4 separate regions of the Mus musculus genome follow, and all the other regions are linked to region 1. Evidence: chromatin loops called from intact Hi-C (ENCODE). Cell type or tissue: heart. All regions are shown on one strand.

The links. Hi-C counts contacts between places; a loop is a spot of excess contacts. Peaks named below come from ENCODE experiments on the same cell type or tissue, not always from the same donor. Only the 100,000 strongest peaks of a DNase experiment are listed, where the experiment ranks them.
Region 2: a loop joins it to region 1, with 2.2 times the contacts of the local background. A loop is called at or near these places in 11 of 42 quality-filtered maps.
Region 3: it touches region 1 in a loop (3-fold over the local background); 5 of 42 quality-filtered maps call a loop at or near these places.
Region 4: a loop joins it to region 1, with 2.2 times the contacts of the local background. A loop is called at or near these places in 3 of 42 quality-filtered maps.

What each region holds. Positions count from the first base shown.
Region 1 is chr8:47,671,738-47,679,737 of GRCm38, forward strand. Ing2 (inhibitor of growth family, member 2) reads right to left here and starts at 3,422. Exons shown (of 2, transcript NM_023503.3): 1 at 2,769-3,422. The coding sequence starts at 2,943. It overlaps AA386476 (expressed sequence AA386476), which reads left to right and starts at 3,654. Exons shown (of 1, transcript NR_166692.1): 1 at 3,654-8,000. In heart, a CTCF peak has its summit at 3,691; DNase peaks (open chromatin) are centred at 1,794, 2,044 and 3,494; H3K4me3 peaks cover 4,216 bases; H3K27ac peaks cover 3,245 bases.
Region 2 is chr8:47,551,747-47,559,746 of GRCm38, forward strand. Rwdd4a (RWD domain containing 4A) reads left to right here. Exons shown (of 8, transcript NM_203507.3): 8 at 1-1,091. Among named protein-coding and RNA genes, the nearest start is that of Rwdd4a, 22 kb to the left of the region's middle. In heart, a CTCF peak has its summit at 2,052 (motif pointing right); a DNase peak (open chromatin) is centred at 4,905; H3K27ac peaks cover 451 bases.
Region 3 is chr8:47,410,023-47,418,022 of GRCm38, forward strand. It overlaps a transcript of Stox2 not described here. Among named protein-coding and RNA genes, the nearest start is that of Gm22857, 26 kb to the right of the region's middle. In heart, CTCF peaks have their summits at 2,673 and 3,482; DNase peaks (open chromatin) are centred at 2,619, 3,729 and 4,289; H3K4me3 peaks cover 2,690 bases; H3K27ac peaks cover 1,668 bases; H3K27me3 peaks cover 5,099 bases.
Region 4 is chr8:47,367,368-47,375,367 of GRCm38, forward strand. It overlaps a transcript of Stox2 not described here. Among named protein-coding and RNA genes, the nearest start is that of Gm39171, 48 kb to the left of the region's middle. In heart, CTCF peaks have their summits at 4,460 (motif pointing left) and 5,726 (motif pointing right); a DNase peak (open chromatin) is centred at 3,544; H3K27me3 peaks cover 2,305 bases.

The DNA of each region.
Region 1 (8,000 bases):
TGTGTCATACTTGCACACTAACACTGTGATGAGATAAAAATTTATAAAGACACCTTAACTATACAGTGAGGGGAAAAAAAAGCAAATTTTAAAGAAGTACTCAGCCCATATTGTGGGCTAGAGATTTTTTCCTTTCATCTTGCTGGCCTAGTGCCACAAGCTGCTAGTGGCAGCTACTTGAGAAAGTGAGGCAGGAGGATCCCAACTTCAAAAGCTGTCTGGGCTACACAGTGGGTTCAAGGCTCTTCTGGGTAACTCAATGACCTCCTATATTAAAATAAAGAGTGAAAAGAGGGTTTGGGAACAATTCAGTGGTAGGCTGCTATTGCTTGCTACACATGCGTGAGACCCTAGGTTCAATGTTCAGCACTTAAAAAAATGCCTCCAGAGTAAACCTGTGAGAATGCAATCACTGCTACCTGAAGTGGGAAACAATGATCAAGACCTTCAGACTTTGAACTGCCAAACGTGCACATCTGATCATGCAACACTTTCCATACACTGTACAAACGGCATCGGAAATCCCACATTACATTCTAGCTCAAAGGCTAAGATTTCTCTAGAAAATTATGAATGAAATGCTGAGGAGACAATGAAGGCTTCCTATAGCCATATCCTGCAATAAATATTTAAACCAGTTGTGCTTTTTCTTTGTTTCTCTACTTAATGAACCATGCAATAATTTCTGAAAGGCACAGTAACATTAGACCCCCATACTAGAAAATACTTAAGAATCAGTGAATATAAAATCTGGACCAAGAAAACAAAAATATATAAAGCTTCTAACAAAAATAAAACTGTGAAGTTGAGCTTAGCAACTCTGTGCCTATGCAGAAGCTAGACCACGATTTGTGTATTAATCTTGGAATTAATCTCAATCATAATGGAGCTGGTTTGCATTAACCTCTCAGTCTTGTAAGATCTACTATTCATGTTACCTGAACAGTTTATGACAATTACAGGTAACTGGTATCACAGATTTCCCTGTCAAAAAATTATGTCACTACCAATCTAAAAGTCTAAGCTTTGCGCTTTTAAAGAAAAAAAACTACATATTTTGGCACAGAATTCTCATGCTAGGTTGCCATTCATGTATGTTCCCTATGTCTGCAGAAAATACCACAGAATGATTTTCATTTTTTGAAAGGGTGAACTTGTAGGGCCTTTACCTATCCTGTGTGAGTCCTAACTTCAATCTCTTGGGATTGAGAGGAGTCACAGTTTTAAAACGGTTTTAAAAGCAGACAGCTTTGAAATAAAATATTCTCCACCAATTAACTGAATTCATTATACCATCCCTATAAATTTTGTCTATAAAAGTAGATTTTTACCTCATAAGTCTTTGAATCTGGTGAAAACACTGTTATACTATAAACAGTGAGAGACTTAGAAAACAAGTTTGTCGATTGAAAACACCTAAGTGCTCTTACATGCTAAGTCACCATGGGGTGTATTACAGGATTAAGTTACAGGACTGGGGATGGTCTGGGGAAACAGAATGACTCCAAGTTGTTTTTATGGTCCATATTAGGTCTACACAGTTTCTTGACTAGGGGTTACTAAAGGCTGAACGTATCCCCATTTAAATTTCTCCTGTCCTAGCAGGAGAAAGGTATGACAATCCCTGAAGATATTCCCTGTCCTAGTTTCTTTGATGACAAGAAAAAGCTTTTCTCCTCATTTAAACTTGGTGGAGGAGGAACCCAAGGGTGCAAAGACGCCAGGTGGTTGCCCAGCCAACGAACCCACTTCCTCCAGAAGTCCGGAAGTGACACATGGCCCGGAACCTACGCTGAGCCAGGGTCAGAGACAGTCCCCCACGGCGGTGTCCGCGTCTTGATTCACTAACCGGGGTGGGGGGGGGGGCTAGGGAGAGATTTGAAATATCTCTCCCAACACCCAACACTGACTCCGCCCAGGCCCACCGACCGTCCCGCCCAGCAATGGGTTCAGTCCACCCCAGGACCCTTCCGAGCAGCCCGCCGTGGCCGACTCCCGCGGGAGCGCGCGCCCCGCCCATACGACGTCACACCTGCAGGCCCCGCCCCTAGGCCGGACCCTCCCCGCCACACACTCACACACACACGCACACACACACACGGACGCACACACATACACAACACACACACCCCTTCTCCGTCTCGCCCTGCGGGGGAACCCCTCCCCCTTTAACCATTTGGCAGTAGCCGAAGAAGGGCTGAGTGAGACACCGGGCGGCCCGGAACTTTCCCCGGGGCGAGAGGGAAGCACAGACCGTCCCAGTCCCGCGCCACGCCGGGAGCTGGAGGGGGGTGGGGGTGGGGGGAGAGGCATCTCCCGAGTCCACCTCCGCCGTCCTCTCGCCCCCTCCCCCCCATACGTTCCAATGCATCTGCTCGCAGACGGAGGGAGCCCCAGCAGGCAAGGGGCTAAGCAGGCCCAGCACCCCGGTCCAGCCCCGCAACCCTGCTCGTTGCACACTCTCCAGCCCCGGGCAGGACAGTGTGCGGCACCCAACCGGCAGGCACCGGAACAAATGCTCGCTTAAAAATGGCTGATTCCCGTCCGCGGCAGCTGCAGCCAGCCGCCGGAGCTGCAACGGGGGCTGACGGACGGGCGGTCCTCGGAAGTCCTCGTCAGCCGCAGCCGGGACAGGGAGGGCCGCGAGTGTGCTGTGCCGTCCCCCCACCCAGACACACACACACACACACACAACCGCTTCCCGGCCCCACACACCAGATCGCTCGGTGCACTCGGCGCACACTGTCACCCGAAAGAAGGGAAAGTACCTTGGTATTTGTTGTCCAGCTCCCGCAGCACCGACACGTTCCTCTGCATGTCGTGGGGCAGCGACTCCACACACTCCAGGTAGTCCTGCACGTAGCAGGAGAGCAGCCGGCTCCGCTCTCCGGTCAGGAGCGCGGCCGACGAGTACAGCTGCTGCTGCTGCTGCTGCCCTAACATCCTGCCGCCGCCACCACCACCACCGCCGCCGCCGCCGCTGCTGCTGCTCCTCGCCGCCGCCGCCGCCGCCGCCTCCGCATCCAGCAGCCACACATGCAACAGCCACGACCGCCGCTCCTCCGCTCGGCAGCCCGGCGCCGCGGGGACACGGCCGCCGCTCGAGAGGGCACCGCCGAGTCCCCCGATCTCCACTCCCCCAAGAAGAAGCCCTTACTCCCCGCCCCCGCGGTAACAAGCCCAGGGGCGGGGCGAGACCGGGGCTCCCTCCGGCCCCCTCCCTCTCTAGGAGAGCGAGCAGCGGGGTTCCCCGCGGCCGATGGCGCCGGGGCTCCCAGGCAGCGACGCTGGCTGTCCCCCCCGGGGACTCCCCAGACACTACCGGGGCTGCCCGGTCGCCCGGATCCCCGTGACAAGCCCCTCGCTACCCTCTCGCCTCTCTATCAGCCTCCGTGCCTGTCGGAGTCTCACAGGACTAGTCCCCGCCCCTTGGCCAGCGACCGCATCTGCGCCTGCGCAGCACTCACTCCTAATAAGGCTGGGGCCCCGCCCCTATCGTCCTACCGAAGAGTTCGCATTCTCCCGCCTTCCCTGCGCCACCCGGGCGATTGGTCTGTCAGCTCTCGCCTGGGGGCGGGGGGAGGGTGCGGAGGCCGGCCAAACGGCAGGCCGCGCCCCGCCCCCTCTTAAAGGGACCGCATGGCTGAGCCTGCCCCCTTCGACCGAAGTCCTGACGGTTGCCCCCGAGAGGCCGGGCGACCGCTCTCTTCGTTTCTGTTCCCCTACAGGGATAGGAAGCGCCGGCTCGGCTCGCTCGGCCCCGAGTTACCGACCTTGCCTCCATCTGGCGGATCCAGCGCCTCCCTCGCGAGCCTCCAAGACAGCAGCGAGCGGCCCCTGGGCGCCGCTGGCCGAGTGAGGCCTGAGGGGGAACTAAGGCGACCCAGGGTGCAGCGGGCGCGGCTCCGGGCATGCGCGGCGACTTCCCGCCGAGCGCCCCGCGGCCACGGTCCCGGAGCACCGGGGCGGACCGCGGAGGTAGGCGGTGCGCCCTCTGCCCTTTTAAATGCGGACTCCCCGCCTTGCGTGCGGCCCCTCCACCCCCCAGCGCCGGGGTGGCTCTCAGGGTCTGCTCCCCCTCCTCGCGCTTAAGAGTTTGGTTTAGGGAGGTGGCAAGGCTGCACGCCGCCCCGGTCCCCAGTCCCAAACCATCTTAAGGAAACTGTTGTCAGATGTCGAATCGCCTAGGCATCACCCGCCAGCGAGGACACACAGTCCTCACTGTCTTTTCACTCGGCTTCACCACTAGCCAGCAGGGGATCAGTGCAGATGGGATTAGAAATCGGATCAACCACCGAGTGCGGTGCTTTCCGTGTGAGGGATTATCCGCCTTACTCCCCCAGTACCATCAGTGAAATGCCGGTAGGAGGAGCTCACTGTAATTACGGATAGACTTCCGGAATGTATATAAATATGTGAGCTGTTTTGGTTTTGGTTCTCCCCCCCCCCCCCAACCGAAATAGGTATAAGAAAGAGTAGTCGCTTAATTCAGATGAGATGCCCAATGGGAGCGGCGTCTTTGAATGAGAAGAGAGAAAACGCCAGAGTGCTAAGTTTGGGTGCTCTTGCCCGGTTTGCAGCGCTATACCTGTTGCCCGGCCTGTTCAGCACACTTTCATACAGTGGGGTATATTAAGCAGCTGTTGGGATGCCAAGGGAAACCTAGGTCCTGGTCTAGATGAAAATTTGGATTTCGACAAAACACAACGCGGAATTCGGCGTCCTGAGGACAAGGGCTATATTGGAAGGCCTGGGAACTAATGTGTTAATGTACTTTAACGCTGAGATTTTGATCAGTGGAGTATTAAGCCAACCGAGGCAAGCACAGTATTTATTGAATTTCTGAGAACGTGGGACGAATTTTCTTTCCATTATTTAATATTAAAGAGCCAGGTCTTGTTGAAAATAACCATTGTTAAGGTTATTGACTTGATTTTGTTGTTATTTTGTTTTTGGTTTGGTTTGGTTTGGTTTGGTTTTGATTTCGAGACAGGGTTTCTCTGTGTAGCCCTGGCTGTCCTGGAGCTCACTCTCTAGACCAGACTGGCCTCAAACTCAGAAATCCTTCTGCCTCTGCCCCCCAAGTGCTGAGTTAAAGGCGTGTGCCACCACTGCCCAGCTTGTTCCCTTTTTTTAAAACCTGAATTAATTTTTGTATTTACTCACAAACTTGGTTCAGCCAATTCTAGCTAAAAGGTGGAATTACTGCAAGCTGCCCTGTTTCTTACTGATTGGAGTTAGACACTGTATGGGCCCATGGATTTTATACAGCCTGCTTTACTGAGCTGCAGGCTGACTGGTTGTGACTTACCAAGAGCAAAAAAAAAAAAAAAACAAGTTGAGAAGCAAGGAAGGATTTTGGAAAGCATTCTTGGTACCTCAAATAATTCTGACAGACTGAAGGACGAGAAAGAACTCCAGATCCCTGTTTTCCACTGGCACTGATAGAAACTTTGTGAACTTAAAACATGATAATGTGTATGGATTAGTGCAGGTGTGCTTTTCTTGCTGCATTTATTCATACAGGTTAATCTAATTCTGGCATCCTTCTGGAAGCAGCCTGTGTGGGGAAAATGTTTACTCGAGGATGGGAAGTAGGCATTGCATTCTTTAGTCCTTGCAATTCCAGCTCTTGACCCAAGCTATTTATCAGTGTCCTTCTCTTAAAGTAGCTACTCATATGGCCTCTTCAGAGTGGGTCTCCTAACTCCTGAACGCAAAATTTAAAAATCTCCCACTCTACACTCTAGAAATTGATGCTATTCTGGGGTGGGATGGGCAGGGTTGTTCTTTAGTATTTTGTCCTGCTCTTAAACTGACCTGGAAAAAGATAAGTAGCTGATGCCCCCCCCCCAATAGTGTGCAATTGGCTTCAAATTACTGGACTAAGTCTATTATGTGCCTTTTATTAGGTGCCTAATGGGAAATGTCCTCAAGCCTATTTCTTTTATACTAAAATGTTTATGTCCATAGTTAATATGGTATGAGATGAGAGAAACAGTCTCAACTGATTAAAAGCAAACTAGCAGGAACTGAGGGAAAACAGTTTCTGCCTGAATTAAGCTGATTACATTAGAAAATCTTTTCTTCTGTTTAATATTTCATTTTTTTCCCTTTTTTCTTTTCTTTGATTGGTGGCTGTGTACCATGTACATGCCTGGTGCTCAAGGATCTTGTATCTTTTGCACTGAAAAGGGTGTCAAATCCTGTGGACCTAGAATTGCACACAGCTGTGAGCCACCGTGTGAGCGCTACAGACCAAACCCAGATCCTTTGCAAGAACAGCCCGTGTTCTGAAACTTAGAGCCATCTCTCCAGCTCGGAATTTTTCTTTTTTTTAACTTTTTGAATTTTGCCTTTTAATTATTTTTTTTTTTTAGGTTAGCTTACAAAGTAATGGGTTTTATCGTGACATCTTAATACAAATATGTCATAGGCCAGGTTGGCCTCAGACCTGAGATCTTTCTTTGTCTACCTCTCAAGTGCTGGGAATACTCGTATGTGCTGCCATACCCAGCTTAATATACATTTAAAAAAATTTTAGGATGTAAACTTCCAAACACAAAAGTATACTTATATATACCATTTGCTCAGGATCCCCATTATCAGCATGTGACTATATTTAATGGATGACCTTTGTTTTTCATCCTCAGTGGAGTAGTAAAATCTTATTTGATGGGGCTGTAGATATGGCCCAGTGGTTAAGAGCACTTGCCGCTCTTGGACCTGGGTTCAATTCCCAGCATCTACAGTGCAGTTTATAACCATTCCTAATTCCAGTTCTCTGACTTCTGTAGGCACCAGGCATAGATGTGGTGCACCTACATACATGCAGGCCAACACTTACACACATAAAATTATCTAAACACTTTTTTTAAAAAAAAGGGCGGGGCATGGTGGCGCATGCCTTTAATCCCAGCACTCAGGAGGCAGAGGCAGGGGGATTTCTGAGTTGGAGGCCAACCTGGGGTGGGAGGGGGGCGGGCAGGACTTCTCCAAGGTCACTGAAAAGCCACCCAAACGATCTCTGCTGGTGACACTGCTTCTTAAAATATTCACTGAAGAGGAGCGTCTGTGCTACTTAGCAGTGTAGGGTCTCTTGTCTGACCCTACTTCTATTTTCTGTTCAAATTCCTCTCAGCAAAGTCTTGTATAAATGGGGTGTGTGTGTGTGTGTGTAGAATTTTTTATTACAGGAATTTTGGTTATTCTACCTCATGGATGTATATTTCCCAGCAACCACCTGGTGGCTCACAGTTATCTGTAACTCCAGTTCCAGGGGATCCGATCAATGCCCTCTACTGACCTCCATGGCACCATACACACAGGTGCACATACATACAAGCAAATGCAACACTCACTCATACATGTGTAAATACAAATCTTATGTGAAAGTGCTTTACCTATAAACAGATAAAATACAATAAGAGTTTAGACATACATTGCCATTACTCTAACCCATAAATTTTTCATAATAAGAGTTTCTGTGTTTGTCCACTGTCTCATTTAATCTTTTCACATTTGTATTAACAGAATCCAATCAAGTCTCAAACATTTCATTTGGTTAGTGAGGGTTTTCCTAAACCAGTAAGACCAGTTAAGTCCCTCTTCAATTTAATGAGACTGCAATGATTATCTGATATTTGGATGGTTGAAAAGCACTGTTAAAAATATTAGGAGATTCAGAAAAATTATGTATTTGAGTACACTGTTCCTCTCTTCAGATACACCAGAAGAGGGCATCGGATCCCATTACAGATGGTTGTGAGCCACCATGTGGTTGCTGGGAATTGAACTCAGGACCTCTGGAAGAGCAGTCAGTGCTCTTAACCACTGAGCCATCTCTCCAGTCCCAGAAAAATTATGGTAAATGAAATTTTTACATAAAAAGGGCATCAGCCTGGTGTGATGGCATACTACTTCAATCCCAACACTCTAGACACACAGGAGGGCAAAGATTTTGTGAGTTTGGAGCTGGAGAGATGGCTCACCAGGTAAGA
Region 2 (8,000 bases), 120 kb before region 1:
TTAAGATAATTCTCTTTGCTGCATAGGTCAGGATGAGAGTATAAGATGCCTTAATATTTAATTTTTGTACCGTTGGAGACAGTGGTTTTAATAAATTCCTAATATTTGCCATCGTGATGTTTTGTTGTTGTTTGGTAATAGGTCTTTCAGGGGAGTCGGCGTTAAACACACTTCGAATCTGGGGGCAGTGCTTGGGCTTTGTGGGGGTTTTGGTTTTTGGTAGGTTTTTTTTTGTTTGTTTTGTTTTTTTAATAGTGTCTTTTCAAGTATCCAAATGTGTTTCCTAATCTTGGTGTCTGTTCAATAATATATATCCACTCTTTGTCATGTTGAACTATTGTTATACATGCTTGGTTTTTAAAATCATTAGGAAAGGAAACTTGCTGTAGTTTTATTAGGAGAGGTATTGGGGTGTGTGTATGTGTGTGTGTGTATTACAGTGATTGTGTGTGATTCCACGTTGTTAGAACACCAAGCTATACTGTGTAGATTATATCAGGTTTTAAAGAACAATCAACTTTTAGAGAAGTTACCTTAGCATAAGAGCAGATAGATCTGTGGATTTCACAAAGTTACCCCTGGCTCTGGTTAAACTGTGTGAGCTGTAAAGTAAGTGTAGTCACAGTGAAGAGTTTGCTTTTGTCTCGTTTTCTAGATGAATATTGGAGATGCCTAGACTATAACAACTTTTCTTTTCAAGCTTCCGTTTGTGCAGTTTTTATTGTCATCTTGATTTGTTAGATTTTTTTTTTTTAAAGAAACATCCTGTAATAGAAAAAAAGTATTTTGTTCTGTTCTAAAGGTCATTTCTCTGGTAAAAGTTACTGTGATTCTTAGATTGCAAAGAATAATGCTAGTTAAATGCCAATGAACTATTTTTACTCTTTTTCTATGAAATGTATAGATCTCTGGGGCAGACGGTGGCAATGGTATCCCTTTTTACCTTATAAACACTTGAACACTTGCATCAGAAATAATGCTGACCTGATAATGCTCCCACTATATTTTCTCAAAGTCTGTTTACTTAAAATTGTATGAGATGACATGACTAATAAGCAATAAAGACTGAATTATAGTGATTTTTTTCTATATGTTTTGTTTCAAATCACTTCAGAAAGAATAACTTTTTAAATCTGCAGTAAAATTATCTTATGGTGTGACATGTGTGCTCCTGCTGGAACCATTCAAAGTGTCATATTCGAAGAATATTAAAAAAAAAAAAAGCTCAAGAGAAAGTAAGGAGAAATAAGAAGATGGAAATTTCAATGTGGAAGTTAAAAACAGTTTGAGCTTCTGGTCAGCCTAGAACTAGAAGTTATACCCAGACCTGTCTGCACACTTACTGGCTCAGACCCATTCTCCAGCAAAGGCCCTGAGTAAGAGGGCCTGCCTTGAACTCTGGTTCTGATGGAGAGCTAGCTATACACAAACACATACACTGCCAGTACACACTGTATCCAAGAGTTAATACACACTTGAATTTTGTAACTGGTCTTTTAATATTTTGTGGGTTCTTCTTTCTTCCACCCTTCTCCACCCTTTCAACCCCCTAACAGTAGATAGGGGAAAGAAAGGAGAGGAAGCAATGTAATGGTTAAACCGCTTCCTACTTATTGGGGGCTTCGAGTTGTCAGGATATCTAATTTCTTCTTTCTTCTTTGCACGCCACTACTTGACAAACCATGACCAACAGCAACCAACAACCCACCTATCAGGGTTGTAGCATTTATATACCCTTCTGAAAAGTTCCCAGAATTACAAACATCACACAATCACAGTAACTATCTATCTGCAGCTGGCAAAACACGCCCCTGCAGAGCATGAGGCAAATCATAGTCACCTGCTGTGGACACTCTGAAGCCGCCCTATGTCCCACACCTAGCATTGAAACAAAAACACATACTTAAATATTTCTGTCTTTTAAAGAATCCAAAATCCCAAAATTCTCCCTGCAGGATTTCAGCCCAAATCCTGCCCCCTAATAATGGTTATCCCTTGAGTATGAAATGACTCCCGACAGGCTCATGTGTTGGAACACATGTTTCCCAGCTGGTGGCGCTGTTCAGAAAGATTGTGGAACTTTTGGAAAGAGGAACCAGCCTAGGTCAAGGCAATAAGCAAGGCTGGAACTGTGGATTCTCTGTGGGCAGGCGACCAGACCCCACCCCAAGCTCTCTGCGTCATTTCCACTGAAATGAGTATGTGCGCTCATTGCTGTCACCCCTGTGCCTTCCCGCCATGAGACCATCCCCTGAATCATGAACCAGAATGTCTTCTTAAGTTTTGTCGGGTGTTTGTCATTATGATGTCAAGGTAACTGAGGCAGTATGAAAAATACAAAACAAACTTTGACAAAAACCTCAAACTATGGTTTTAGTTTAAGATGGTACAGGGGCTGGCTAAAGGGCTCAGCAGATAAAGGTGCTTGCAGGCAAGTCTCAATTTTTGTTCAATCTCTGGGACTCAAACAATAGAAAGAGAACTGATTCCTCTGATTGCCACATGCTCTGTGATACCCCACCACACACAAAAATTAATAAAATACTATTTTAAAAAATATATTAGCCAGACAGTGGTGGCACACGCCTTTAATCCCAGCACTCGGGAGGCAGAGGCAGGCGGATTTCTGAGTTCGAGGCCAGCCTGGTCTACAGAGTGAGTTCCATGACAGCCAGGGCTCTTGGAAAAAAGAGAGAGAGATTAAGTGGTACCCAAATTACAAAGGTATGTAGGTACGTGATAAAAATGAACACAAATCTACTCTAGAACAACCACATTCAACACACTTCTCCAAATAGATCCTTGTAGCACATGGAATGTCTGCTTAGCCTCAGGTACCATGGGCAGTCTCACACCGTCCTGTAAGAACCTGACAAGAAAAACTTGAGTAAGAGCCACCAGGATATAGTGACATTCGCATACCCTAAGTACTTTTTAAAAATAACTTACTATTTTTATTTGATGTATGTTAGTGTTCTGCCTCCATGTATGGCTGTGTGAGGGCGTCAGATCTCTTGAAACTGGAATTGCAGACAGTTGTGAGCCATCTCGTGGGTGCTGGGAATTGAACCAAGGTCCTTTGGAAGAACAGCCAGTGCCCTTAACTGCAGAGCCATCTCTCCAGCTCCACTCCTAAGTATTTTAAAATAAGGGAATTGCATACATTCCAAGAAACTTAAAAATCAGCAAGCAGGAATGCCCCATACAGAACTTGTCACCGGAAAGCAGTCACTAAAGTTAGTGTGCAGGGAAGAGAAGTCAGGCCAGACCAACACCCTGTAGAGTGAAAGTAATGCTAAACCTCTAGTTTAGATTTTTCTTTTTTCCTTTTAGATTTCAGCATTAAAACTTCATCCATCCCATAGCATTTCTCCACTGGCCGCAACAGGTCAGATTAACTAGATAAATCTAGCCCCAATTTCTGCTGGGGACTACAGATATGCCCAAACCTACACTTTATTTCTTCTTCTGTTTTTAATATTTATTTTTTTATTCATTCATCCATTCATTCATTTATTTAATGTAAGTACACTGTAGCTGTCTTCAGACACTCCAGAAGAGGGCATCAGATTTCCTTAGGGATGGTTGTGAGCCACCATGTGGTTACTGGGATTTGAACTCAGGATGTCTGGAAGAGCAGTTGGTATTCTTAACCACTGAGCCATCTCACCAGCCCCTACACTTTATTTCTTAAGACAAATACGCAAGCATGGCAGTCTTTCCAGAGGATGATGTAGTCAGAAAAACAATAAACTGTGTGTGGTGGCTCATGCCTTGTGTGTTTGAGGAAGGGGGGCGGGGCGGGCACACGACTGTGGAGGATTTGAGGTGAGTGTGGGCAACAGAGAGCCTGTTTAAAAATAGAAAGTTTTTCCAAAGCTCTCAGGGACTAAACCACCAACCAAAGAGTACTCATGGAGGGACCCATGGCTTCAACCACATATGTAGCAGAGGATAGCCTTATTGGGCATCAATGGGAGGAGAGATCCTTGGTCCTTTGAAGGCTCAATTCCCCAGTATAGGGGAATGCTAGGGCGCTGAGGCAGGAGTGCGTGGGCGGGTGGTGGGGCACCCTCATAGAAGCCGGGGGAGAGGGGAGTTTGTGGAGGCGAAACTGGGCAGGAGGATAATGAAATGTCAATAAATAAAATAACCAATAGAAAAATAAAAATAAAAAATAGGAAGTTTAAAACTCCTGCTACTGACAGACTCCCTTCTTTTTAGCATAGAATTTCTACAAAGTAAAAGCAGCGGGAATGACAGTCTGGCAAGGCTGTGTTTCAGAATTCAGTGTTTTGCCACAATCCAGAGTGTTTTTCAAACTGCAATTTATGGTCCATTCATGAAGAAAGAATGGGCGGTCTTTGCTAGCACTTTGTTTTTAATGAGACAGAACTAGAACCGAGCAGAGAATACCAGCATGCCCCCTAACTTTTGTGGGGGTGCTTTCTTCTTTGTGAGAGCTCGCTTGGGTTTCTGTGCTGGTTTGGGTACCGAGTCATGATGTCAAACTTACTAGGAATCGGAGGTGAAAATGAGAATCTAGAAGCCACGGTCTGTGAAGACTCAAAAATGTAAAAACATAATTTGCCTGTGGAGCGCTGAGGATTTTATTGCTGATGATCAAGTAAGGAAAACCATTAACACCAGGCGTAAGAGTGGCTTTGTACACATGATGACGAAATGTTCAAGCGAGGATCATGGCAGATAGGAAGAGTCCAGGGGACATCTCCGGTAAAGGCACATTCTTTTCCTTGTTCTCATCTCTAATAGACGAGGACCAAAAGTCAAAAAATACGTCCTGTTTTCCCACGGGTTCCACTTGCTGAGTCTCCTGCATGAATCTAGATTCTACGATAAAGTGTTCTAATGGGCTGAGGAGGGCCGAGTTGAAACAGTCAGGAAGTGGCCCCACCCTGCTGGTTTTTCCAATTGTGAGTCCAGGTCTCTGTGACTTAGGAAGTGATCCAGAGTGCTGTTGGGGTTTAGCCTGCTGAGGCTCTGACTGTGACTTCTAAGCAGCATTCTCTAGGCCGTCCTTTCTCCTTTTGTTAATACAAGAAATGTTATCTTAGAGAAGTAGGAAAATGTCCAAGAGAAAGAGAGAGACAAAATAAAAGCTTATTATTATTATTATATTATTGCTGGAAATTGAGCCTAGGGCCTTATGCATGCTAGACATTTGCCCTACCACTGAGCTGTGTCCACAGCACATAGATTTAAAACATCCTGTGTGAAATCCAATGTGACCAAAAAGAGGAGGAAGAGGAGGAGGAGAAGTAGCAGGAGGAGGAGGAGGAGCAAGAGGAGCAGGAGAAGGAGGAGGAGGAGGAGGAGGAGGAGGAGGAGGAGGAGGAGGAGGCAGGACAATGAATAAAACCATGTGCAGCTTTTGCAGAGGACCAGAGTTGGGCTCCCAGCACCAGCACAGGGCAGCCTGTAACTCTCGTCCCATGGGCTCTGTCACCACCTTCTGGACTCCGTGGGCACCTGCATACATGTGGTACACTCAGACACTCAAACACAACAAACAAATCCTTTTTTAAAGACTATTTATCTTATACATGTGAGTATATTGTCTCTTCAGACACACAGAAGAGGGCATCAGATCCCATTACAGATGGTTGTGAGCCACCATGTGGTTGCTGGGAATTGAACTCAGGGCCTCTAGGAGAGCAGCCAGTGCACTTAACCGCTGAGCCATCTCTCCAGCCCACAAATAAATCTTTTTAAATAATATGATGGATACTAAAGGTCAGAAACATCTGGAGGAAGGGCTTCGGGGCAAAGGCATGGCTCAGCAATTAGGAATGCTTACTGCTCTTGCAGAGGATGGGGGATTATTTCCCAACACTCCATCAGACAGCTCACAACCACCCGGAGCTCCAGTTCTGAGGAATCTGCTCACACTGCAAGGTGAAGCTGGAGGGCCTGTGGTGTGTTGTTGTTGTTGTTGTTGTTTTGTTTTTTGTTTTGTTTGGTTTGGTTGGTTGTTTAAGAAGACCAAAGGTTGCCTGTGGCCAGCCTCCCTTAGGAAACATCATGAATCCCTGTTAAACCCTGTTAACCCCTGTTGCCTGGTGAGATTCACCCCGAGACTCCTGGAGTGGATGCACACAGCTCCCCCACATCCCTTAACTGCCGTGTGTCCTCAGAATCCTTTCCTGGACGTCTATGCTTCATCCGTTTTCCATTTCACTTGACAAATGCCCTCCAGAGGCAGCTCAAAAATTAACTTTTAAATTGACAAATGTGAGTTGTTTTCATTAAAATCCCCCAGGATAACGGAGAAGCTATGGAGTCTGGAATATAGGGATGTCTGTCCATCTGCTAAAAGAAAAGCCTAGCTCCTGCCACGGGCTGGCCAGTGGCATCTGCTCAGTTGTCCCTGCGTGTCCAGTTTACTCTCTCCTGTCTAGGTTTGAAAATATCGCTTTAGTAAAAGTCATACATGGTCTGGCGTGTCTTTAGTCTCAGCACTGGGATCAGAGGCTGGCGGATCTATGTGAGTTCAAGGCCACCCTATTGTAAAGAAAGAATTTCAGGCCTTCCAGGACTGTGTCTGAAAGTCAGCCATCAAGTTACTTTGAGACCTTTCTGCGGTGTCCCTTCTTATCTCCTTCCCATTCCAGGCAGATGATTCTGTGGCCCATGTCTGTGACCCCATTCCCTGTGACCCTGTCATGTGGCCTTTGTCCCGGCTGTTGCCTGTGCTCCGGGAAGTCCTCTCCAGACTCACACAGTGCACAAACCTCAGGTTTGAGCTGACAGCCTTGGATTTCACTGAGTGCATTAGAGATCCTGTGTGGCTTTAACATGGGGGTGATTGTGTTTACACAGTGTGTTGTCCGCTTGAACGACTGAAGCAAAGAGAGAGGGCAGGGAGATCAGACACGGGGGCAACTGATGTCGGCTGGAGAGGCTGGAGATAAGAAGTGCTTAGGTTCTGGCTTTATACTGAGAGGAATACTGACAGAACTTGTCAGTGGGAGGGAGAGGCAAGAATGATTTCTAGTGTTTGAGACTGGGCCATTGAGAAAATAATGCAAATATGAAATCTCCCTAAATGATACTGCCAAGTTAGGCAATCCTACTAGAATTAGTTGATTGACTGACTGATTAAACTTGTGATTCTTCCCTCCCATCTGATAAGATTAGAAGCATATACTACCACCAACGGCAAATAATTTTTTTAAAACCCCACTTATTTTATTTTTGGTGTATGAATGTTTTGCCTATACACATATTTATATATCACGCGTGTGCTTGGTGTCATCGGTGGCCATACGTAAGAGGGTGTCAGACCTCCCGGCACTGGAGTTACCGATGGTTGTAGGTCACCATGTGGGTTCTCCGAATCAAACCTGTGTCCACAGGAAGATCACCCAGGACTCTTAGGCCTTAGCAGTAAACCTGCAAATAGATTTTTAAAGAAAGAGAAGCCAATGTCTTTTTTATTTTGGTTTTGTTGTGGTGGTTTTTAGTTTTGTTGTTGTTGAGACAGGGTTTCACTCTGTAGCCCTGGCTGTCCTGGAACTCACTATGTAAACCAGGCTGGCCTCGAACTCACAGAGACCCACCTCCCTCTGCCTCCTGAGTTCTGGGATTGAAGGCATGTGCCGCTACTAACAAATTTCTTAAGGCAAACCAAACATCCGGGCAAACTAGGAAAAGTCCTTTCTGAAGCAAGTCAACAACTGCTTAGAAAACAAGACTCCAAGTGGCACAAAAATAAGATTATTTACAAGGGTCCAGAGAGATGGCTCAGTGGTTAAGAACACCAACTGTTCCTCCAGAGGTTCTGAGTTCAATTCCCAGCAATCACATTCTGGTTCACAACCATCTGTAAGGGGATCTGATGCCCTCTTCTGGTGTGTCTGAAGACAGCTACAGTGTACTACGATACATTAAATAAATAAATAAATAAATAAATAAATAAATAAATAAATCTTTTTAAAAAAATACTATTTACAAATGATTAATGAGCAAAGTAAAGATCG
Region 3 (8,000 bases), 260 kb before region 1:
ACAGACACTGAAACGCTTGCATTTTCCAATGTAGATGTTTCCCACTTCCCAGTAAGCTATGAAGTAAAATATGAAGGGCAGAACAAGACAAAAGTTTCTAGGTACTGTCTATGCAGCCTCTCGTCCAGGATGGCGTAGGGGCACTGGCCCAGGAGATGTGCATCTGAGACTGGCAACAAAGCCTTCTTTTCTCTTCTTCACTGGGAGAATCTGAGAGAACAAGTTCACTACAAGTTCACTGTCCCTGGTGGGATCTAAGGAACCATCTAGAAAATGATCCCTTGTGTGAATGTCATTATTACTGCAAGAATAATAAACCGTGAGCTAACAATTGGCTGTCGGTTATTTCGGAGCCCCGCCTGGTTCATGTTCATGTTCAGCAAGTAGGAATATCATGCTCTCTGCAGTGCTCACTGGTGTCTCTGGTTCTGTGGCTGACCCACATGAAGTCATTAACTGAGATCACAAAAGAGAATGAAGGTATCTGACCACATGCTTAAGTGCAAAATAGAAGATCAGTTGGAAGACTTACTAAAAGATATGTAGTAACATTAAAATATAAACCAAAAAAAAAAAAAAAAACCCAGATTACTAAAAAGTATCAAAGCCGGTGTTTGCTTCCTGCTCTTGTACATAGATTGAGTCCGAGGGCATGCTAAAACGTCAATCTCATTTTTCAAAATCAGATTTCACCGCTTATGGTGTGATTCTTTCTTTCTTTTGATTTGTCACCAGTAGTAACATTGTGTTTCAGAATGAAAGGCAGTGAGCCAGTCCCCAGTACCTCCGAGAAAAGAGGGGGCCTGCCACAGGCATTGACATTCCCGTTGGAGAATTTTATAACACATCCTAATCTCTCTAACAACCCATCATTAGAACCACCATTAGTGGGGAGAAAGTGAAGCAAGCACCAGCAGACATCTTGACCCCCCAAGGGGGTTCAAAAGGCAGTTGCCACCTGCATATCAGCAGGTACCACCCCCAACTCCCCAGCCCCAGCTCTTTTATCTGATGCCTCAGGGTTTTAAGATGAAGCATCTTCCTCCAACCCAAGACCCTAAGTTAAGGGCTGAGCCTAATCCTGCAGTAGCCAAAGCAGACTCCTATCAGGAGAAGGTCAGCCTGCAACAGGCAATATTCATAATAACGGCAATAATCAAGCAACTTCAGCAATGGGTTTGGAACCTTTCACATTTGTCAAAATGCTTCTCTCTGGTGAATATGACAGATCACTCATTGCAATCTATTTATAAAGACTCATAAAATAACATTTTTTAAAAAAATGAACATACCGAAATGTTTTCAAATGAAACTATGTTGCTGTTCCTTAGATCCTATCCCCAAATTTGGTGGGCGTGCAACGGCCTCCAGATGAAACGAGTAAGGAGGCCATTGTCAAACTTTTCAGTTTTACAAGGGGTACATTAGACTATAAAGTACATAGATGAAAACTCCAAATCCAAACACAAAAGCAGCCTGAGATCGAGTTTCAAAGGAAACTAACAAAATACTGTAGAAAAGGTCTTGACGATGTGTGCACAAACTTAAGGATGACGATTCGCCTCCAAATGTTCAAGTCCTGCACTGTAAAAGAAGTAAAGGCAGACCAACCCTCAGAGGCGTTCATCTCGGCCCCTTTAGTAATGCAGGCAGCTTAATTACAGGGGCTGAACTAGGGAGATGCGGGGCGTCGGGGTGGGGGGGTGGGGGGAGGGGTAGAATCAAGATCGGTCTTTGAGACAATAAGAAACAAGCTTTCACTAGATGTTTGTCTGGTCCATTCAAAGGAACTTTCACAAAAACAAATCTCTGCTACGAAAAAGAAAAAAAAAAGACAAAATACAGCAAAATAAAAATGCTATCTGTTTACCATCCGCATAGAAAACACATTAGTAGGTAAAAGCTAATCCTTCAGGGGGGCCGCGGGGACCACAGAAGGTCGCTTTACGGGCTTCTACAGTTTGAACTTTTGACCTCTTCCCAAAATGTCATAAAAGAATGTTTAAGCCCTGGAACTAGAAAGAATGCTTTCTTTATCGGATCGTTTCATAAAACATCGCTATGTGCTATATTTGCTCTTAGCCACCGGGCCCGTCGTCCAAAACTAAAGTTTTCTAAGCGCCAGGTTGCCCGGGATTAAGAAAAACATATTAAGTAGGATTGCAATAAAAATACAAGTCAATACAACCCTGAGTTACAGCCACGAAAACCCCTCTTCAGCTATTCTGCTCAGTATTTTCTTTTCTCCTTCGCCACCAACAAACTAAAAGATCAAACGTTTTCCCTAGCTCCTCTCAGTTGTCTTTTTTTCTCCACCTTCAATCACACAGTACTGTTTGGAAGTTCTCCACAAGCAAAGAACTATACCTTTTGTCTTGTACGGAAATGCGGGAGAGTGAGAACGGCGCCAACACACCTGAGCCAAACGACGTGCCCCACGAGGTCGCCACCCTGGAAAAGGATGTCCTTGGGACCGAGGCGCTTGTGAAGGGCCGGCCACGCACACCTGGTACCACTGGAATCCCGACTCTCCGCGCCCTCCCTCGGCTTGGCCCGCACTCCCCACGCCCGCGAGGCGTGGAAAAGCTGACATCCGTAGCCCCGACCCGTGTGCACCCTAGAACTCCGCGCCGCCTACCTGGCCAGCCCCAGGCGCCGCCCCGTAAGGCGCGCCACCGACGCCGCCAGGAGGCTCCCCTGGCCGCCCCTGACGCGCGTGGTGCAAGGAGCAGTCCACGTTCCAAGTGCCCTAAAGTCCCCCGATTCCGCGCTCCCGAAGCGCCGCGGACCCCTTCCCAGACCGAGATGCGCGCGAGAATCCTGGGGCCCCGGGAACTCGGCCTAAGCGCAGGCTCAGCGCCCTCCGGAGCCGGGGATAGGGGATAGGGCAGGGACCCCGCAGCCCGACGGAGCGGCGGCACTCACCCAAGCAGCGGATCTGGAAGCCAGAGGGGGGTCGCAGAGCCCTGCGTGTCCAGCCCTCCCGCAGCGCCTCTAGATGCTCCTCCTTGCCCTGGATCAGCAAGACCTGCTCGTCGATCCAGCCTAGGAAAAAAGTCTCGGCCACCGCGGCTGTGACCTTCTTGTTCCAGAAGTGTTGCATGTTCTCCGCTTTGAAATCTGCGAAGATCTCGTACCCGATGTGGTGTCGGGCGAGCTGCCGGGGTTGGGTGGGAACCGGGGGCGAGGGCTGAACCGTCCCGGGCTTCTCCTCTGCGGAGCTGTCGGCCGGGCCCAGGACGATGGCCAGAGAGTGCGGCGCGATCTGCAGAAACTTCTCCATCTTAACCAGGCATCGGTCGCGCAGACTGCACTCACCGGTGCCGCCTCTGCGGGCTGCTGGAAGGAACCGGCACCGGACAGTGGCTGTGGAGAGTCAGAGTCTTGCCTGACGTTGGGGGCGGGGGGTCCGCACCCTTCCCCGCCCGTCCTGCCCCGCGGGAGCCCGGGAGCCCCAAGGCGCAGCCCGCGGGAGGGCGCAGCAGGTCGCCTCGCGGTAGTGCCGGGAAGGGACACCGACGCAGAGCCTGCTGCCCCCCGAGGTCCCGCGCCAGTTACCTGCAGCCCTCGGCCACCCTCCGGGCACAGCTCATTTTCCAGCCGTGGCACCCTAGCCTTCCTTGGCAGCCCGCAGCTCCAGCGGGGGCGGAGAGCCGGAGGAAAGGGTGCCGAGGGGGCGGGCAGTTCGCCGCGATCCGGGGAATTCCCTCGGCGGGACCCGGCCTGAGGAATTCCAAGAAGGCCGGTACCGGAGACCGTGAAGGTGGCGGTGTTGGCAGGGAGAGTTGAGTTTAAGCGCCCAGCTCCGGGCAGATCCGGAGGGGGGAGGGGGACGCGCGGCGCCACTGAGAAGGCACCGATTCCGGAGCAGCGAAATGTCGCTCCGCCCCACGCTCCACCCCCGCCCCCACCTCCCACCTCCCCTCAGAAACAAGTGGTTTCGCTGGCTGGTTAATGTACCCTAAGAAGTAGCTTTTTAAAAAGCCTAGTCAAGCACGAAAAATTGTCATCAGTCCCTCCTCCAACTCCAGTGGACCCTCTTCTGTCTCCAGCCTGTACGCGACCCTATCCTGGAAGACACCCAACAATTCCCGAGGTTAGCTGTGCAGTGGAGACAGAGATTATTATGCCTTCTGAAAAACTTTAACCTTGTTTCTGTGCGAAGTTCTGATTTGCATAGAAGCTCTAAAGAGACATAAGAAGCTCAGGGTGTAGTTGAGTTTGCCTCAAGATCACCAGGAACACTTGATTGTGGTCATGAGATGGCTCAGCAGATAAAGGCGTTTGCTGCCAAGCCTGGGTATTTGAGTATGATCCCATGAACCCACGTGGTGAGAGAAGAGGACTGACTTTGAGAGGCGCGCGCGCGCGCACACACACACACACACACACACACACAGAGAGAGAGAGAGAGAGAGAGAGAGAGAGAGAGAGAGAGAGAGAAGTGTTTTTTAATAGATAATTGGGCACCACTCCTAGGTTCTATCTCAAATGATTGAGTTAGTATAGAGAGAGGCATCTAACTCGTTTGTCATTAGAAAGAAAATAATCCCATGTACTTATTTTGTGTGAATGTGCAGGAAAGTGGAAGTCAGGAGATATCAGAAGACAGTTTATGCTCTCCACACAGGTCTGGAGAACCAAACTCAGGTGATAGACAGGCTTGGCAGTAAGCTTTATCTACTGAGCCATCACGTTGTCTCTTTATTAGTAATTTCTAAGAAATATCTAGGCACTGCTGTTGCGGGTTCTGGGCCATCCTCTTTAAAAAAAAAAAACACTGACTTAGAAAAAACACTCAGGTGATGGGGCCGGGGCAGCTAAACTGTTCTCTGGGGGCTTCTGAGAATTTAAAAATCACAAAAGTCAGATGCTTTAGTCTAACTGAAGGACGACCTTGGAAACCTCACTGAACCCTGGTTTCCCACGTGTATAATGGGAGTCGCATCCCGCCTCCCTTACTGCTTGCCTGAGAAGACTCCAGCAAGGGGGTAGGTCTGACTGTGTTTGCATTCAGCAGGGTTCACAGGCTCCAGGTGCTCCATCACAGAGCCATCCATCCAGGGACCACAGCTGGGACTCCACATTCTCCCCTCGGAGTTTGGAGTTTCCCGGCGCCCACTGCCTAGTGAGACCTGTTATTTTCTTGCCTGGATGGTAATGTTCATCTCTAAGCTTCAATTTGCTCTCCTCTTCACTCTGCTCTCTGGGCCTGGGTCTGGGTAATGGCAGCTGGAAAACACAAGACAGAAGGCACACTTGCAACTCTATTTTTGCTTAACATTTCTGCCTTTATTATTCTTTTTGCATGGTTTAAAACTAAGCTGCAAGAATTGTACAAAAAAAAAAAACAAAAACAAAAATCCAACAACATATCTTCAACCAGATTCTGAAATCATTAAAATTCTATTATCTCTACAAACACCCAATTTCTTTTTCTAACTTTTAAAAATCTCTCCACTGTTGCTATTTTATTCTTTGTAATTAGCAAGTATCTTCTTCAGAATTATTTTTAAGCACGTGTAAGTATGAGTGTCGGTATGTGGGTATGTACACATACATGTGGGTACCCACAGACACCAGAAAAATGGCTTCAGATTCCCTGGAGCTTGAGTTAACAGGCAGCTATGAGTTGCCTAACATGAACTCTGGGAGTCAAACTCTGGGCCTTTGCAAGAGCAGCCCACATCTCTGCAACATGTGAAGTATCTTTTTAAAAGCAGAAAGGAAGAAAGAGAGAGGGGGAGGGGGAGGGAGGGGGAGAAGGAGGGGGAGAGTGGGAGAGGGGGAGAGGGAGGGGGAGAGATCTGCTTTCTGGATAGCACTGGTGCATGCCTTTAATTCCAGCATTCTCCAGGAGATCCAGGCCAGTGGATCTCTGTAAGTTTGAGGCAAGCCTGGTCTACAAATCAAGTTCTAGGACAGCCAAGCCTACACAGAGAAACCCTATCTGGAAAAACCAAAAAGAACAAACAGAAAGATTGACCTATTTTATGTGTGTGCATACTGGCCTGCGTGTATGTACACTCGTCAGATGAATGCCTAGTGACACAGAGACCAGTAAAACGTGTCAGACCCCCTACAACTAGAGTTATAAATGGCTGTGAGCCTGTGAACGCTGAGAGCTGAGCTCAGGTCCTCTGCAGGAGCAGCAACTACTGAGCACCGGGCCCAGCTTCTCAAGAAGAATCTCTTTGAAAGACCCTCTGAGAGCGTGTAAGTATCACGGTGCTGTTCCTCAGCACGGAACTTGGCCTATTATTGATCCTGGCTTAGTTAATGGCGATGATTGCTAAGGTCTGGCAGTGTAGGTCTGTGCCAGCATCCCAATGTTCTACTTCCCTTTCTCCTCTTCAGTTTGTAGCCACAGGGACTGCGCATTCTTACTCAGTAGATTATAAGACGTGACTCTCATAATGTATAGCGCATGCTCTGCACAAAGCAAGACCCATAGGATGCTGTAAAGCTGGCTGGCTCCAGGGCCCTTGTATTGAGCCTATCATTCTCTGAGTACTTCCTTACTTTCTGACATGTCAAGATATTGCAGGATCTTTTTTGCTCCAACCAAAGGACCAGGCCACTTTTCCATGGAGTGCTGCTTCTTTTTAATGTAGAATGCTACTCAGGAACCAACATCTGGCTACCAACTATGCTCATTGCTATTGAGATGGCATTTGTCTTTGACTAGTCTACCTCTCAAGACACTGCACTCCCTGCTCCATGCGATGACACCCTCGTTGGTCCATACAGCAACAGTAGGCGTGGGGGAGGGGTCCCTCTGTTCATTCAAATAGTCAGTATGGAGTGGGGCCTAAGACGGATGCAGGGTCTGATTGCACGGATGTGGGATCTGAAGCAGGCAACCTCTCTGAAGTAAAGAACTATTACAAGAAGAGGGATAATGGGGTAACGTGCCTGACACCCACTGGGGAGGCAGCAGAACACCCATCCCCCACCTCTCTAGTCCTACACGTGCGGATATAATTACTCTTAATGTTGCCGTGCACATACTACCTGCTTCTCACAAAGCCCAGAATATGACTGTATTGCGACGCTTCGCTTCTCCCCTCCACTGAACAAAATCATCTACTACTAGGGGCGTGGATGCCGATTCTGAACATTATCACATCTTGCTTTGCTTTAAAAGTCTATTATCATAGAAGAGAAGGGGTTTTAAAGCTCCCCTGGACACATTTTCCTTCTGGCAACTGACTCCCTTCCAGAACTTTCTTAAATGACTGCTGTGCACCCTGGACCATCCTGAGATCAGTTTTTTCCACCTGAATACTTCCAAACTATTAGGGGAAGACCCCATAGGCCTGGGTAGGGTGTCCCTCTGTCCTGATCCTTAGTCATAAGACCCCTTAGAAGCTGCTCACAGCATCTTGAGTATCTCTCAAGTCTTTCCAAATCTTAGCGTGTCCAGGTGCCAAAGCCAGCCATGTTCTGTGATTTCGACCTTTCTCCTACTTTGCTTTCTATTGCTGTAATAAAGACCAGGACTCAAAGCAACTTGGGGAGAAAAAGAGTTTAATTTTTCTCTTGTAGTCCATCATGAAAGGAAGCCAGAGCAGGAATTCAGGGCAGAAACCTGGAGGCAGGAACTGAAGCAGAGACCGTGAGGGAGGGCTGCATACGGCCCTGCTGTCCGTGCCTGTTTGCTTTTCCATACAACCTAGGAACAGCAGTCCTTGGTGGTACCCTCCCACATCGATCATGGATCAGGAATTGCCTAAGGGTCACTCTGATGGAAGAGTTTTCCCAAGGGAGAGTCCTCTTCCCAAATGTCCCTGACTTTGGCCAAGTTGACAAAAACAAACAAACAAACAAACAAACAAACAAAACAAAACAAAAAAAAAAAACCAAAACCCTAACCACTGTTGGTCACCTTGCCTTAAAGCAGCCATGTTTGTGCCCAGACACTTGACACTTGGACAGTGTGCCCAGGCTTGGACACTAGCCATAGAAAGTTTATTTTCTTTTTGGTGTTGTTGCTATTG
Region 4 (8,000 bases), 300 kb before region 1:
GTTAGTGAAAAAAAAAATACGAAAACCATTTACTCTACCATTGTAATGGTTTTTCATCCTAAATTCTGAACAGCCCTACAGGACACACTGAAGTGACTTTGGGAGATAAAATGTTCTGGCATTCTTAGTCCTCTGCCCTCCCCCGCCCAAAAAAGAGTGCTCTTATCCTCATAGGCTAAGATATCATATAAAATTGTATTTGAAAAAAACAAAGAAGGGACAAGGCTATAGTGGCTCGTGCCTTTAATCCCAGCACTTGGGAGGCAGAGGCGGGTGGATTTTTGAGCTCAAGGTCAGCCTGGTCTACCTCTGTAGGGAGTTCCAGGACAGCCAAGGCTACACAGAGAAACCCTGTCTCGAAAAACTATAAGGAGGAAGAGGAAGAGGAGGAGGAAGAGGAAGAGGAAGAGGAGGAGGAGGAAGTCATAGTAGTAGTAGTGAAGGAAGAAAGGAAGGAAGAAAACAAACACAAGAAAAGATTTTCTCCACCGCCTACCCCCCAAAATCTTGAAACTCACTGTGACCTATTTCACCTACAAGTGGTGACAACAACCTCAAGTGTGTTTCAGAAACCATGACTGGAAAGAAGTCATTATGTATTTACAACCACACAGAACAGAACTGGGCTAGTTAGTTTTTGTCACCTAGACACATAGTCATGTGTGAAGAGGGAGCCTCAGATGAGGAATTGCCTCCATTGGAATGGCCTGTGGGCGTGTCTGTGGGCATTTTCTCAATTAATGACTGATGGAGGAGGGCCTGGTCCACTGGAGACAATGCCACCCCTGACTGATGGAGGAGGGCCTGGTCCACTGGAGACAATGCTACCCCTGACTGATGGTGTAGGGCCTGGTCCACAGTACCACCCCTGACTGATGGAGGAAGGCCTGGTCCATAGTACCACCCTGACTAATGGTGGAAGGACTGGTCCACTAGAGACAATGCCACCCCTGACTGATGGGGAAGGACTGGTCCACTGGAGATAATACCACCCCTGACTGATGGTGTAGGGCCTGGTCCACAGTACCACCCCTGACTGATGGAGGAAGGCCTGGTCCACAGTACCTCCCTGACTGATGGTGGAAGGACTGGTCCACTGGAGACAACACCACTCCTGACTGATGGAGGAGGGCCTGGTCCACAGTACCACCCCTGACTGATGGAGGAAGGCCTGGTTCACAGTACCACCCTGACTGATGGTGGAAGGACTGGTCCACTGGAGACAATACCACCCCTGACTGATGGAGGGGGGCCTGGTCCACTGGAGACAATGCAACCCCTGACTGATGGGGAAGGACTGGTCCACTGGAGATAATACCACCCCTGACTGATGGTGTAGGGCCTGGTCCACAGTACCTCCCTGACTGATGGAGGAGGGCCTGGGCCACAGTACCACCCCTGACTGATGGAGGAGGGCCTGGTCCACAGTCCCACCCCTGGGCAGGTGGACCTGAGTTGTGTAAGAAAACAAACTAAGCCTTGGCGAGCAAGCTAGCTTTCCTCTCTGCCTCTTCTTGTCCCCACTCCTGCTTGAGTTCCTGCCCTGACTTCCTTCAGTGATGGACTATGACCAGGACACAAAAGGCAAGTGGACCCCCTTCTCCGTGAGTTACACTGCCTCGTGATGTTCATCACAGTGATACAGGACAAACCAGGCCATGGACGGAGAACCTTATCAGACCCATTTGTTGAGCCTCTCTGATGATGAGCAGTTTGCAACATAATATAGGAAAACGCCCCCAGCTTGGTATGCCACAAGAAGCCAAGATTTTTTTTTTCTTTGTCCTAAAGCAATTCCCTCCGTGCCAGCCTGACCCTGTTTAGACACAGCCTTGCTCTACCTTTATTAAATCTATAAAGTTACAAGCAATTCGAGTCAGACCACTGTTGTACCACTTCACACCTCTTTGCCTGGCAGTAGCCGGTTCAAAAGTCAAAAGAAACTGCAAACGGAGTTCCAGAGCACCTATAATTTACTTTTATAACTATTGAATCATTAACAGGGACTTCTGGAGGTAATTAAAGGGAAATGGATAGGCCTTGACTCTCAGGTTGGGAGTTTTCATGTTTGCTCTTCACAGCAAAGCAACAGTCTGCTCTACTCCATTCAAAGCATCTGAAAAATTAGTCCAGTCATGTCTCAAGGAACTAGAAAGCCGATACAGCCCAGGCAACGATCCTGCATGCTCAGGGAGGCTCGGTTTTGCTCGGCGCCTGCCCGAGGCCGCCTATAACAACCCCAGATTCCTAAACGCTCAAGTCAAGAGAGGCAGCAACAGCTAAGGAAACGGGGAATTACCTGGGCGCTAGGTAGAAATGACTGTGTCTTGTAAATGAGCACGAAAGGATCAAGTGGCTTCATTATCCATCTAACTTCTCCAACAGGGGATTACATAAGGAAATTAATTACCTAAGCCAGACGCTGGCAAGCACGCAGCAAAGCAGGCTGAAGGCAAAGCCAGCATTCATTTTTCCCATAGAAATGGCTCCTTCAGATTGTATGACTGCCTGGGAAACTAAAGTCTTCCCGACAGGAGCAGAGTTGCCGTACCCACTACGGTAAAAGTGACCCGGGGGTGCTTTTCATTGTTCCTCCTCCCTGCGTTCTTGGGACAGTCCAGTTGCCCCAGTCACCTGGGATGTATTCCCAAATGCCTCCAAGATGTTGTTTTCCCGGCCTCCTTTTCTGAATGTCGAGTGGACTCAGAACCGTCATTCTCAGTGGTCGATGACTCTGAGCGACCTGGCAACCAAATGAGCTTCGTTTTAAAAGCAGAAGTAGACTGGATGTGAGAGGCGAGGCAGGAGCGGCCGGCAGACCACAGATAGTTCTGATCATCTTGTTACACAAGTTGAATATTTCAGGTCCGAAAATATAAAACCCGAAATGTTCCAAATTGCAAAACTTTTCGAACGGTGAAAAGAAGCCACCCATCCAAGACTCCACACCTGACTCATGAGAAGCTTGAAGCATCAACGTCCAAACAGAGCACGCTAAAGATTCCATCTAAGATCATCTCCGGGCTACACATACAAGTACAGGAAACATAGGTGAATTTCCTGTTTAGACTTGGGTCCAGTCCTCAAGATATCTCATTATGTTTATTAAAATATACCAAAGTCCAAAGACATCCAAAACTAAAACCATTTCTGGTCCCTAGCACTTGCGGTAGAGGACACTCAATACCAAGATGATGAAAACACTCACGGATCCACAGCTGTGAGGTCTCTCAGAACTGAGTAACCACGTTCCTGAGCATGTACTTGTAGTCAGACAAACCATAGCAAACTCATCGCACCGAGGAGAGTTATCTGGCCCCTGAGGTAAGCTTATCCTACTAAAATTCCCATTGCCGTTGCATCTTGTGTTTTAATCATTTTCAGTGGGAGCCTTTGAGCTGAGAGGATCCCTGACAGTTTTATAGAGTCAACGTACAGGACATGGCCACCCCACACAGTGCCCCAAATACCCCGCTTATGTAAGTCTCTGCTTGCTCTTCCTGGAGCAGCAAACGGGCCTGTGACCTGGTTCTGCCTTTCTTCGCTCGCCCCCTAGTGGGGAGACTAAGGCTGCGACAGCAGCTCGAAGAAGAGGAAAAGAGCCTGGAGAAAGGTGTCTAGGACAGGGAGACGGGGCTGGGCTGCCACAAAACCAGAAAGGACGGATACTTAAGGCAAAACATGGTATTTTCCCAAGTTATATAGAATTTTTATTTTAAATTATGCATGCATGCTCAAAAGAAATTAGCCCTTCATCCACCTGTTGGAACTAACGAGCTAGAGCTCTCAAATTTAGACTTGACTCTTAAATGAAAGAAAAATTATATATGTTATTGCATGGGACATCACTTTTCACTCAATACACCCCCACACACACTGCCTGGCAACTAACACACATACATATGTTCTCTCTCTCTCTCACACACACACACACCAAGAAAAGATGTTTGCACCCAGACTGTGTGCACAGCAAGCCTCTCTGGTGTCACTTGAAGCCAGTGTTTTACAAAAGAAACCAACAAAGAAAACCCTTAGTGTGTTGTGTGTTCAGCCAAACTATTCTGGACACAATACCAACAAAGGGTGGGAACTCTGAGCAGCCGCCCTGCCGTAACTCCTTCTGTAGACTCTGCACCTACATTGTTCTTACAAGATGAGGCCTCTTTCTCAGATGTAGCTTATAACAAACAAAACAATCCCAGCATTGCAAATGATTGCCATGAGATCACTAACAAAAGTGTGTGCCGTTATGTGGAAATCACGAGAAGCCAAGGTGAAAGGTCATGGTTCTAACTCCGAACTTCAGTTTTCCTCCATAGCCCATAGTGTAGCCTTTCATAAGGTCACAACTTTCCCAGCTACAAAAATTAGAGACTTGAAAGCTTCCCTCAGAGTTTCTACCCTGGCTTTGATTATCTTAAAAGAAAGTGTGGGCACTATGCCTTCCATTTCCTATGGTCATGGTGCCCTCTAGTGGCTTATAGGAGCTATGACATGTGTAGGTTGTGCTTTCTTTTCTTTCCTCCTTTCCTTTCCTTTCCTTTCCTTTCCTTTCCTTTCCTTTCCTTTCCTTTCCTTTCCTTTCCTTTCCTTTCCTTTCCTTTCCTTTCCTTTCCTTTTTCCTTTCCTTTCCTCTTTTCTTTTCTTTTCTTTCTTTTCTTTTTAACCTGGGAGAACGGTAGGTACAACCTTTCAGTCAATTTGTCTAACCATGGTAACCAGGCATCTGGTCAAATATCCATCTAGATGCCACTGTGTATGTTTTAGATGAGAATAACACTCAGTTGACTCTGGGAAAAGCAGATTACTCTCTCTGATTTGGATAGATGGCCATGGGAACTCAGGCAGCAGGCACCTTTCAGAATCTCCAGCCCCGATCTCCAGCTTGTCTTCCTGTCCAGTTTGGCCCGCTCTGTATGTGCCTGTGTGTCCGGGGAGGAGAAATATGTGTAGAGGGGATGTTCTTGGGGGTAGGAGACAGGGTGCATAGCACTGAGTCTACATCCTATGTCTTTGGAGAACCGTAACAGGGAAAAGGGAGTAATAAATCAAATTACCATACATAAATGTAACAAATTATACACAAATGTAACAAATTATCATACACAAATGTATCATTCCGGGCCATCGGAAAACATTTTTTTTTCTTTTTTAGTTTTTTTTCGAGACAGGGTTTCTCTGTATACCTCTGGCTGTCCTGGAACTCACTTTGTAGACCAGGCTGGCTTCAAACTCAGAAATCCGCCTGCCTCTGCCTCCCGAGTTCTGGGATTAAAGGCGTGCGTCACCACGCCCAGCTGAAAACATTTTAATAACTACAATGACCATAAAAATCATATTAAAATAAAAATGACCCAAAATTTAGTATGTAGTTTTACTCATGTAAAAGTTTTACCTAAATGTGAAAAGTGATTTTCTATTTTACTTTTAATTTTGTATGATCTGCAGGATCAAAATTTAATTTAATCTCATAATGTAAAGTAAAAGTTTTAATGAAGATATTGACAGGTGTGATGGCTCAACAAGCCTTTAGCCCTAGATCTCTGTGAATTCAAGGCCAGCCTAGTCTGCATGGGGAGTTCCAGGCTAGCCAAGGCTACACAGTAACTACTACCCTGTCTCAATCAGTTAAAACATCAAACAGGTATTTGTATTTTACTTTTTTAAAGGATTTATTTATTTATTTATTATATGTAAGTACACTGTAGCTATCTTCAGGCACTCCAGAAGAGGGCGCCAGATCTCATTATGGATGGTTGTGAGCCATCATGTGGTTGCCGGGAATTGAACTCAGGACCTTTGGAAGAGCAGTCAGTGCTCTTAACCGCTGAGCCATCTCTCCAGCCCCTATATCTTAATTTTATGACAGCACTAGTTACAATAGCCACAGGTAAAATTAAACCAGGTAAATATTAGCAACAAATTCATAAGTATATTGTAATCATGTAATGAAGTATATTATTCAGCCACCAAATGAATGAATGAAACTTTGAATCTGCTACAACATGAACTTATCCTAAAATTATTATTTTTAAGATTTATTTTTATGTATATGAGTGGTTTGCCTGCATGTTTGTACACCATATGCATGTATGTACTCTAGATATGTACCTGGTACCTATGAAGGCCAGAAGAAGGCATCAGATTCCCTGAAACTAGAGTTATGGGTGTTTGTGAATCACCGCATAGGTACTGAGAACAGAACTTAAGTCCTCTGTAAGAACAGCAACTGCTCTTAACTACTGAGCCGTCTCTCCAGCCCCCTGAAAATATTATTCTTAATGAGATATGCTGGGTACAGAAAGATAATTACTGCATGATAGCACTTATAAACCGGACCAAGAGTAAACAAATGTGTAAAGACCGAAAGTGGAACAGAACCTAGCTGGGCTGTGGAGAGGGACTTACAACTTAATAAGCACAGAGTTTGGGGGTTCATGAAAAATGTTTTGTTTCAGAAGGAGTGACGGTGGATGGTTACTGAACTGTGTGATCAAGACGATAAATGGTATATGTGGTTGACGATAAATGGTATACGTGGTTGACCACAACGCTGAGAGATGCTCCTCCCACTCTGTGGGGCTGCAGTGGGGAACCGTCCCCACTCTGATGAGCCCTCCCTTCTGCTGCTGAGGAACACAGGGCTTCCCTCAGAGTCACGGCTGCCATCTGTGCTCTTACCTCCATGGTACACAAGGAGTTGGGAGCTCTGGGTAATGTCATAGCCCCAGCCCTTGTCACAACATTTGGCACATAGTAAGAACTTTTTAAGGAATGATAATAGAAGCCAGAAAAGCTGGCTCACCCAAAGTTTTACTGAACCTGCTTGGTCAGGCTAGAAACACACATCCCAGGTCTATTACCATATCTTCAAGTGAAGTGGTGTAGTTTGAAGTATTGTAGCTTCTTGTTTATTCTTTTGGTTTTTTTGTTTGTTGGGGTTTTTGTTTGTTTATATGCTTGGTTTGTTTGGTTTAGTTTGGTTGTTTAGTTGGTTGGGTTTTTGTATTTCAAAACAAGGTTTCTCTGTGTAGCCCTGGCTGTCCAGGAACTCACTCTATAGACCAGGCTGGCCTGAAATGCAGAGATCTGCCTGCCTCTGCCTTCCAAGTGCTGGGATTATAAAGGTGTGTGCCACCACCTCTCTGAATCCTCCTTCATTACAATTACAAGTTTCAATGTGCAAAGCCATTGAGACACATGAACTGACAGTTCGGGCTAGCACAGTCCCATCGGTCCAGGACACTGCCACCGCTGGGAACTCCTGTGCTGCTGCCATGCTCATCGGTCTGAAGAACGGGAGCTGCCAGGCGGCTTCAGAGCATAAAGGCATTAAAAGGCATGGACTTGAAAAATGGGCAAAGGAGGGCTGCGGGACCACTCAGCTGATGGCCTCTGTTCAGACTCCAAAATTCACATTAGAAAGAGGATATGGGGACAGAATGTATGTGTATGTGTGTTAGACAGGGTGACACACCTGTACACCGAGCTCTGGAGAGGCAGAGTCAGGCAGATCCCTGCAGCTCACTGCTTATAGAGCAGCCTGGGTGAGGGAGGGAGGGGTGTCGGGGAGGTGGATGTAACCTGAGGATGACACCCGGGGTTGGGGTTGGTCCCTGACCCCCACATGCACCTGCACACACACAAACATGCATGCACACACACACACACACAGAAAAAACAAAAACAAGATGGGCAAAAGATTTGAATTAACAGTTCTTCAGGGACTATCCAGCCAATAAGCACACTCAGCATCCTTTGCTGTGGGAGAAATGTAAACCAAGACCACTCCTTCCCACTGCTGAGACTGTTCAAATGAAAGGGAGGACGATAAGAAGTGCCGGTAAGGAGCGGGGGATGAGAAAATGGTGCGGCACTTTGCAAAGTCAGTCCAGCCATTCTTCAAATGGTTAAAGTAAGTTACCACATGACCCAGTAATACAGCTTCTAGAATACACCCCGCAGAAATGCAAACACAGGTCCACACAGACACGTACATG